Regions from separate parts of the Homo sapiens genome. Here region 2 is linked to region 1. Evidence: chromatin contacts called from ENCODE Hi-C or POLR2A ChIA-PET data. All regions are on one chromosome and are shown on one strand. The core of a region is the stretch at or near the end of the contact, and the rest is flanking DNA. Distances in the headings are between cores, read along the strand shown.

What was found. A loop is a pair of places that touch in the nucleus more often than their neighbours do. ChIA-PET counts read pairs that join two places held with the same protein, here RNA polymerase II (POLR2A). Pooled maps may share reads with other maps.
Region 2: a pooled map shows a loop between it and region 1 (3-fold over the local background). The contact joins the promoter of SOCS6 here to the promoter of CD226 in region 1. A Hi-C loop is called at or near these places in 1 of 37 single-sample maps with no recorded cell type and 6 of 50 pooled maps. POLR2A ChIA-PET finds 5 or more read pairs at or near these places in 1 of 52 experiments (Caco-2).

The regions. Positions count from the first base shown.
Region 1 is chr18:69,946,424-69,949,750 of GRCh38, reverse strand. It overlaps CD226 (CD226 molecule), which reads left to right and starts at 1,878. Exons shown (of 6, transcript NM_001303618.2): 1 at 1,878-2,390; 2 at 2,682-3,017. The coding sequence starts at 2,345.
Region 2 is chr18:70,287,508-70,291,019 of GRCh38, reverse strand. It overlaps SOCS6 (suppressor of cytokine signaling 6), which reads right to left and starts at 1,975. Exons shown (of 2, transcript NM_004232.4): 1 at 1,930-1,975. RefSeq lists a silencer at 1,240-2,139.

The sequences.
Region 1 (3,327 bases), core at 629-3,128:
TGGGTGCATGTTGTGTGTGTGAATGTGTGTTAGAGCATGTGTGGGTGCATATGTGAGACTGCATGTGTGTGTGAGTGCATGCATGTTTGGGAGACAGCATGTGTGGGTTCATGCATTTGAGCACGTGAGTGTGTCAGTGTGTGCATGTATCCGTGTGTGTGTGTGTGTGTGAAGGGACACAGGCCTGAGACAGAAGATATGAATGCAGGAGGAGTACTTAGGGGGACCCTGTCCTCAGGACCTCAGGAATTCTCTGGACTTGGTTTAGCCCGGCATTTGTAGTTTGATTTTTGCTGGTGCCTGTCAGGGGAAAATCTTGTCATTAGGACATAATAGGACATAATAGATGAAATTAATTTTTCCAATTCTGATGGAGGTCTTCCATGTCCTTGCCACTCCAGTTTGTTCTGTACAGTGACCAAGATTATCTTTCCAAAACGCGAAGTTGTGTGCACCGCTTTCTCCATCAGCTCCTCGGCGGCTCCATGTTCCTCTCAGGAATGTGTTAACGTCACAGGCGTTACTGAGAGCCTGCTTTGCCTGAGGAATTGTGCTGGGTGCTGGAGTTACAGAAGTTAGCATGACGCCGCGGTTTCTGATTGCTACGTTTCAGTTCCTTTATGTGTGTCACTCAGGTCACTTTTCAGTCCAGACTCAGTCTCATTTTCGGTCACTTCCCCACCCACTAGACTGTAGTCACACCATTTCCTGAAACACCCGCATTGTCACGCCTCTGTTTTCCCCCCACTTTTTCTATAAAACCTTTTCCACAATCTATTAGAATGATTTGTTCTCTCTGGCTTTCATAAAACTTAGCAAATGACTTGTATAGAGATGATCATGTTTTGCTACAATAAATTGCTTTTAAAATTAATATGACCCACTATATTATGCATAACCTGAGAGCAGAGATGTGTCCTCTTTATGATTGTATTTCCAAGGGACTAAGCAGAGGACCCAGCATAACTCAGTACAATTTGGAGGAATTGTTGGGTTGACTTATTTACAAAACAGAGATAACAGATGCCTCTTTTGACTACATCACAAAACAACTAGAGGCACAAATAATATCATAGATGTGAAAACTTTTAGAAAATATAATGCCATATAAACACAAGGTGACACCATGCTTGATTATATGTACACATTACAATTTTGTTCTGATTATCATTGCATTGTTGATTTTATGTTCCCTGAGAAAGTTCCCACATTAGATATTCATGCTGAGTAGTCGACACTTGCTGATACACTTTGAGACTGAGTCACAAACAAAGTTCAGGGTCGGCATTAGATAAAATTGTCTTCAGTGGTTTCTGCTCCTACTTTTCCCAATTTTTACTCATCTTCTATTTTGACAGTCTTACCAGGGTCAAATGCATTTATACAATTCCTCTTTTTGTAGGGGTATACTTTTTATACTAACATGCTGATATGTTCCTAACAAGTTCTTAAGAATTGGAACTTGTACCTAACAAGTTCTTAAGAATTGGAACTTGTATTTTATAAGAGAAAGAAGAGAGCAATGATGAACCTGAAAAATGAATCCTGTTTTGATATTGTACTATAATTATGTAAGATATGACCCCTGACAGAACCTGGGGACAGGGACCTGTCTGTACTCTCTTTGTGACTTACTGTGACTCTATAATTATTTCAAAATCAGAAGTTAAATCTCTCATAATGGTAGATCTGCATATGCCCTGGGCCAGCATACTTTTGTATCTGATGGGCTTTTGATCTGTTTTTTGGTCCTCATCAAAGCAAATGTCTGAGATCAGCAAGGAGGAAGAGGTGAAAGGAAGGCCACAGGATGGGCTGTCAGCGCTGGGCGTAGGCTCCCTCCGCCCACTTCAGCCTCTGCCTCATCTTATGCTCTCAGTGAGGACTTCTCTGCTCCATGCATGCACCACCTTTCACTTATTATTTATATTTTTACATCTTTATTTTAGTTTCTGCCTCCTCCACATAGAATGTAAGTTCTATCATGGCAATATTTTTTTTTTTTTGTATTATTGTATCCTCATTGCCTACAGCTGAGTTAGGCACAGAGAATGCATGCAGCACATGTTTGTTGAATGAATGACTCCTTGTAGAAAATGAAAGCCCGAAAATAAGCCGACTGGTTCCCCGAGAGAGAAGAAACTCAAATCTGCCCATCCTCATAAAGGAGCAAACCTGTCTTTTAAGCTAAGGCCTTTTTCCTGTGTTCATACTTCAGAAAAAGAAGACACGACTGATAACATCTGAGAGGAAGGAAACTGCATTGTGCTGGGGATCTGCATGTCACATTATAAAAAGCAATTTTTTTTTTTAATAGAACCAGCCTTTCAAACAGTTTCCAGAGATGGATTATCCTACTTTACTTTTGGCTCTTCTTCATGTATACAGAGGTAAAGATGATCTTTATATTTTCATTTAAAAGTTTTGCTCCTGTTTTTGTTTGTACAGTGTGGCATATTCAGAATTTACAGTGCTCTTTAGTTGGCTAGGATAATTTCTCACTTGTTCAGAAAAACTAAAAGTTACATTTTCCAATTATCAGCAGGACGCCTTTTTAGACAAAGGCAGAAACTGTCAGCCTTTACTGTGATCTCAATGCACTAGGTCTTCAAAAGCTTAAGATATTGATTTGGTGTTTCCATCATCAAGGCTAACAATTAATGTGATGTTGTATATTTCAGCTCTATGTGAAGAGGTGCTTTGGCATACATCAGTTCCCTTTGCCGAGAACATGTCTCTAGAATGTGTGTATCCATCAATGGGCATCTTAACACAGGTGGAGTGGTTCAAGATCGGGACCCAGCAGGATTCCATAGCCATTTTCAGCCCTACTCATGGCATGGTCATAAGGAAGCCCTATGCTGAGAGGGTTTACTTTTTGAATTCAACGATGGCTTCCAATAACATGACTCTTTTCTTTCGGAATGCCTCTGAAGATGATGTTGGCTACTATTCCTGCTCTCTTTACACTTACCCACAGGGAACTTGGCAGAAGGTGATACAGGTGGTTCAGTCAGGTAAGGGCAAGTTTTTTTTTTTTTTAAATCCCTTTTTATCCACTTACAACATTTATTTCTATAAAGCCCAAGTAGAAGCTATAGAATGTCTTCTCGTATTTCTGTGGCATTCTCCAATTCCATTTCTAGATGCTTTGATGTTACTGCTTTGAAGGAGCAATCTTGGGAGTCTGTTTCATTTTTCTGACTGTGCTGTTGTGTCCGAGTAGAAGTGCCTTTCAAATTTGAATGTAGTAGAAGAAAGCACAGGTTTTTTGTTGTCTTAATGATAACCTGAGCCTTGATTAAACTGATGTTGGCAACACATGGG
Region 2 (3,512 bases), core at 726-3,225, 340 kb before region 1:
GAAACCCAGTCAGTACAGCACCATTTTCCACCCTACGCCCAGTCAATGGCTCTCAAATTCCTTCCCTGCCACTCCCTGCGGGGTGGGGGGCCCACCAAGAGAGGGGGTCATGGGATGACCCGAGGGTGTGCGCTTGGGTGGGAGGCCCTGCTGAAGAGAAAGGGGCAAGACTACCAATTTAGAGGGTAATTTAGAAGATAACGATAAAGGTAAGAGAGAAACAGTGTTTCAAAAGAGATGCTGAATGGAGTTCTAAAAAAGTATAGATTCGGGTGAATACCTGGCTGACCCTTACCCAGGCACAAGCGGAAAGCCCTGGCCAAACTCCAGATAGAAGTTCTTCTAGGAATCCTTATCAAATCCACTGTCCACGAACCAGGTTCCTCCAAGGCACCAAGGCAGGCTTAGGGAGGGTGTTTGAACCAAAGGGTTAAGGCCACATATTTAATTTAGAGCTGAATGGATCCTAGACCTTACCATATCCACGCGTGCACAAAACCCACTAGGAGGAGAAATTAGAAAGCCCACGGAAAAGTATTACAGACTTTTTTTCCGGTTTTTGTGAAACCTGGTGAGCAATGCCATTCGTGTTTTTAAGTAAGGCTGTCCACAGCATTAAATATTACAATTAAGATTCGTTCATTCAAGTAAGCTAAATGGATTTAATGTTGTGGTAGTTGGTTAAAAACAAGTCAAGATAAATTGCTACCTTCAGTGGTTGAGAAGATGTCAGATATTTTATCTTGAAGTAGAACGTTTACTTTTGTTTGATTCCAAATGTATCTTTATCCCAAGGAACACAGTAAATTTAAAATGTCTCTGGGAGACGTTCAGTGTGTAATTCACGTTATTTCTGTCATTACTGTGTTCTCTGTCCTCATGCACAGTGCATGCTGCCTTATCCGGGCAGACGTTGCAGAAACATTTGTTGAAATGAATTCAACATTATTTATTTTGCTACCGGAAGACTGAGTCCCGCCACATATTCCCACCTGGCCCTTCATTCCAAACAGTGGGGATGGGAACCCCAATTTCACATTCCAACTGAACGTTAAGTTGGCACACACACTACTGCACATATCCCAAGTTTTGTGCCAGGATCTGCCCCTGAGAAACGTCCATAATTCTGCTCCGTGAGCCACAAGGGTGTACCTGAAGTTGCCAACTCCCGAAGCAAACTGAAAATTCAGGCCCGTGTCGGTCCCAGGAGCGGTTTAAATTCCACAATCGTCCGGTCCCTACACCCGGGTGAGTGCGCAGCCGGCCGGCGGCACCTTCAGCCGCAGAGCAGCCCCGGCCTGCACCTCCACCAGCGCCGGCGCGACCTCGCGGTGGGGCGGGGGCGTCCCCGAGTCCCAGCGCCGCGCCCCAGGCCCGCCCTCGCGCCTGCGGCCTCGCCGCGCCCCGACCCCGAGCCCGAGCCCGAGCCCGCGGAGGTCCGAGGAGGGACCCGGCCGGGGCGCAGAGCCGCGCAGGCCCCGCGCCGCTGCCCAGGCCTCGCGGAGCCCCGGCCTCTCCCCGGCGAGCTGCGGGCAACAAAGGCGGCGGCCCAGGCCGGCGCGCCGCGGCCGAAGAGGCCGAGGGGTCGAGAAGAGCCGTCCGCGGCCGCGCAGGCCTCGGCCCTTCAGGGGCCGCCGCGCCCCGGCCCCGGCTTCCCGGTTTCCGCGTCCCCGCTCCCGGGACTGGCCCCGGCCCCCGTTCCCCGGCCCTGGCCCCCGCCCGCGCACCCGCCGAGACGGCGCAGGGCCTCGCGCTGACCCAGACCCGTCGCTGCAGCCCCGCGCCCGGCGGCCTCCCTGGCCCGGCCCGCGCCGGATCCGCCCCCTGCACTCCGAGGCGAAAACCAGCCGTGTCCCGGACCGCGGGCGACCCGGAGGCGGACGGCGAAGCCCTGCCCCTGCCTCCCGCCCGAGCTCCCCGGACGCTTACCCGGAGGCGGCCCGGCTCCGCTTCCTCGCCCAGCGCCGGCGCGACTGCCGCGCTCGCCTTCTCCTCTCGGCAACTCCTCCTCCCGCCTCCTTCCTCCTCCTCCTCCAGGAGGGGCGCGCGGCCGCGGCGCCTCGGCCCGAGCGGGGAGCGGGTGCGGAGGAGCCGAGCGGGCCGCCCCCCGTCCACTACTCGGGCCCGCGGCGCAGGCGGGGCGTCGGGGCGCGCGGGGCTGAGGCCGGGGGCCGCGCGGGGCGGGGCGGGGGCCGGGCACTAAGTGGGGGTTCCGAGGGGAGGGGCGCCGGGCCGGGGTCGTGGGGCGGACGGAGCGCGGAGCCCTGATCCCTTCCCCCACCCCCGCGCCCCTCCGCTGGTGCCTGCAGGAGGCCGCTCCTCCGGCCCCCAGAGTCCCTGTCCTGGTTTTTCCTTTGGTGCTTTCCCTCTGGCGGGGGTGGCCCCGGCTAACGCGGAAAGGAAAGTCTCCTCGTTCCCCGGCCCCGCGGATTTGGCGGCTGCGGTCCCTGTCCCCCTGTGGCGGGCGGTCGGACCCCCGCACTGCCCAGGTCCGCTGGGCTCGCGCGGGGACCCCGGCCTCGTCCCCGCAGGGAGGGGACCCCAGGACAGACGCGCGCGCACGCTGTGCAGAGCCACAAGTGGGGAAACCCTCCCCACACCTCGACTAAATTGTGAAAAATGCTTTTTAAAAAACCAAACATTCCTTGTTTCAAGCCATCCACTTTTCCATTTAGTCGTTTTCAGGGAGGTTTTGTACAAGGAATAGTTGTTTGTGCCGCCGAATTCCAAGGTAGTGTGGTATACAAGTTGCATGTTGGGATCTTGACTAATTTCTTTGGAAACTGGCTGAACATACTACTAATGTATAGCAGTACCACAAAAACTTGATTTTTGTGCATAAGAATCAATAGGAAAATTTGTATTTCTCTTACGATGAAAAGTGGTTAAAAAAATGAATATCATTAGTATTTCAGTAAAGCTTGGGGGGAGATAAATATTAAAATCTAATGAGAATTATTGTGGACTTTAAAAGTTGTGTTTCTTGAATAGTATGGACCTTTTTAAAAGAAAACCGAAAGGACAGAGAAAAAAGGGCTAGAAAAAAAGTCTAAAAAGCTGTTCAGGTATGAGTTGGTACCCGAATTATATCTCAATAAAGTTGTTAGTTACAAAAAAGTTCAAGTCCAGTAATCTTAATTCCTATGTCCAATATACAATCTGGATTTCCCCAAGAAATCTAGATTCATAACAGAAAAGTTGGATCTTTAGGTGATGCAAAGTTGATGTCATGTATCATACACTATCATTGTCATCTTCAGTTTTTACTTGAATTTATTAATAAAATACTACCATTATTGTTACCGTGATTGAAATGCAACACAATTCTCAAATATCTAATTACAGTGATTGGAGAATGTAGGTTGAAATAGAATTGTCAGAGAAGTTAGTGGGAAACACAACAAACAGTAATTAACGGTGGCTCATGCCTGTAATCCCAGCACTTTGGGAGGCCGAGGCGGGCGGATCACAAGATCAGGAGATCGAGACCTGCCTGGCCAACACAGTGAAAC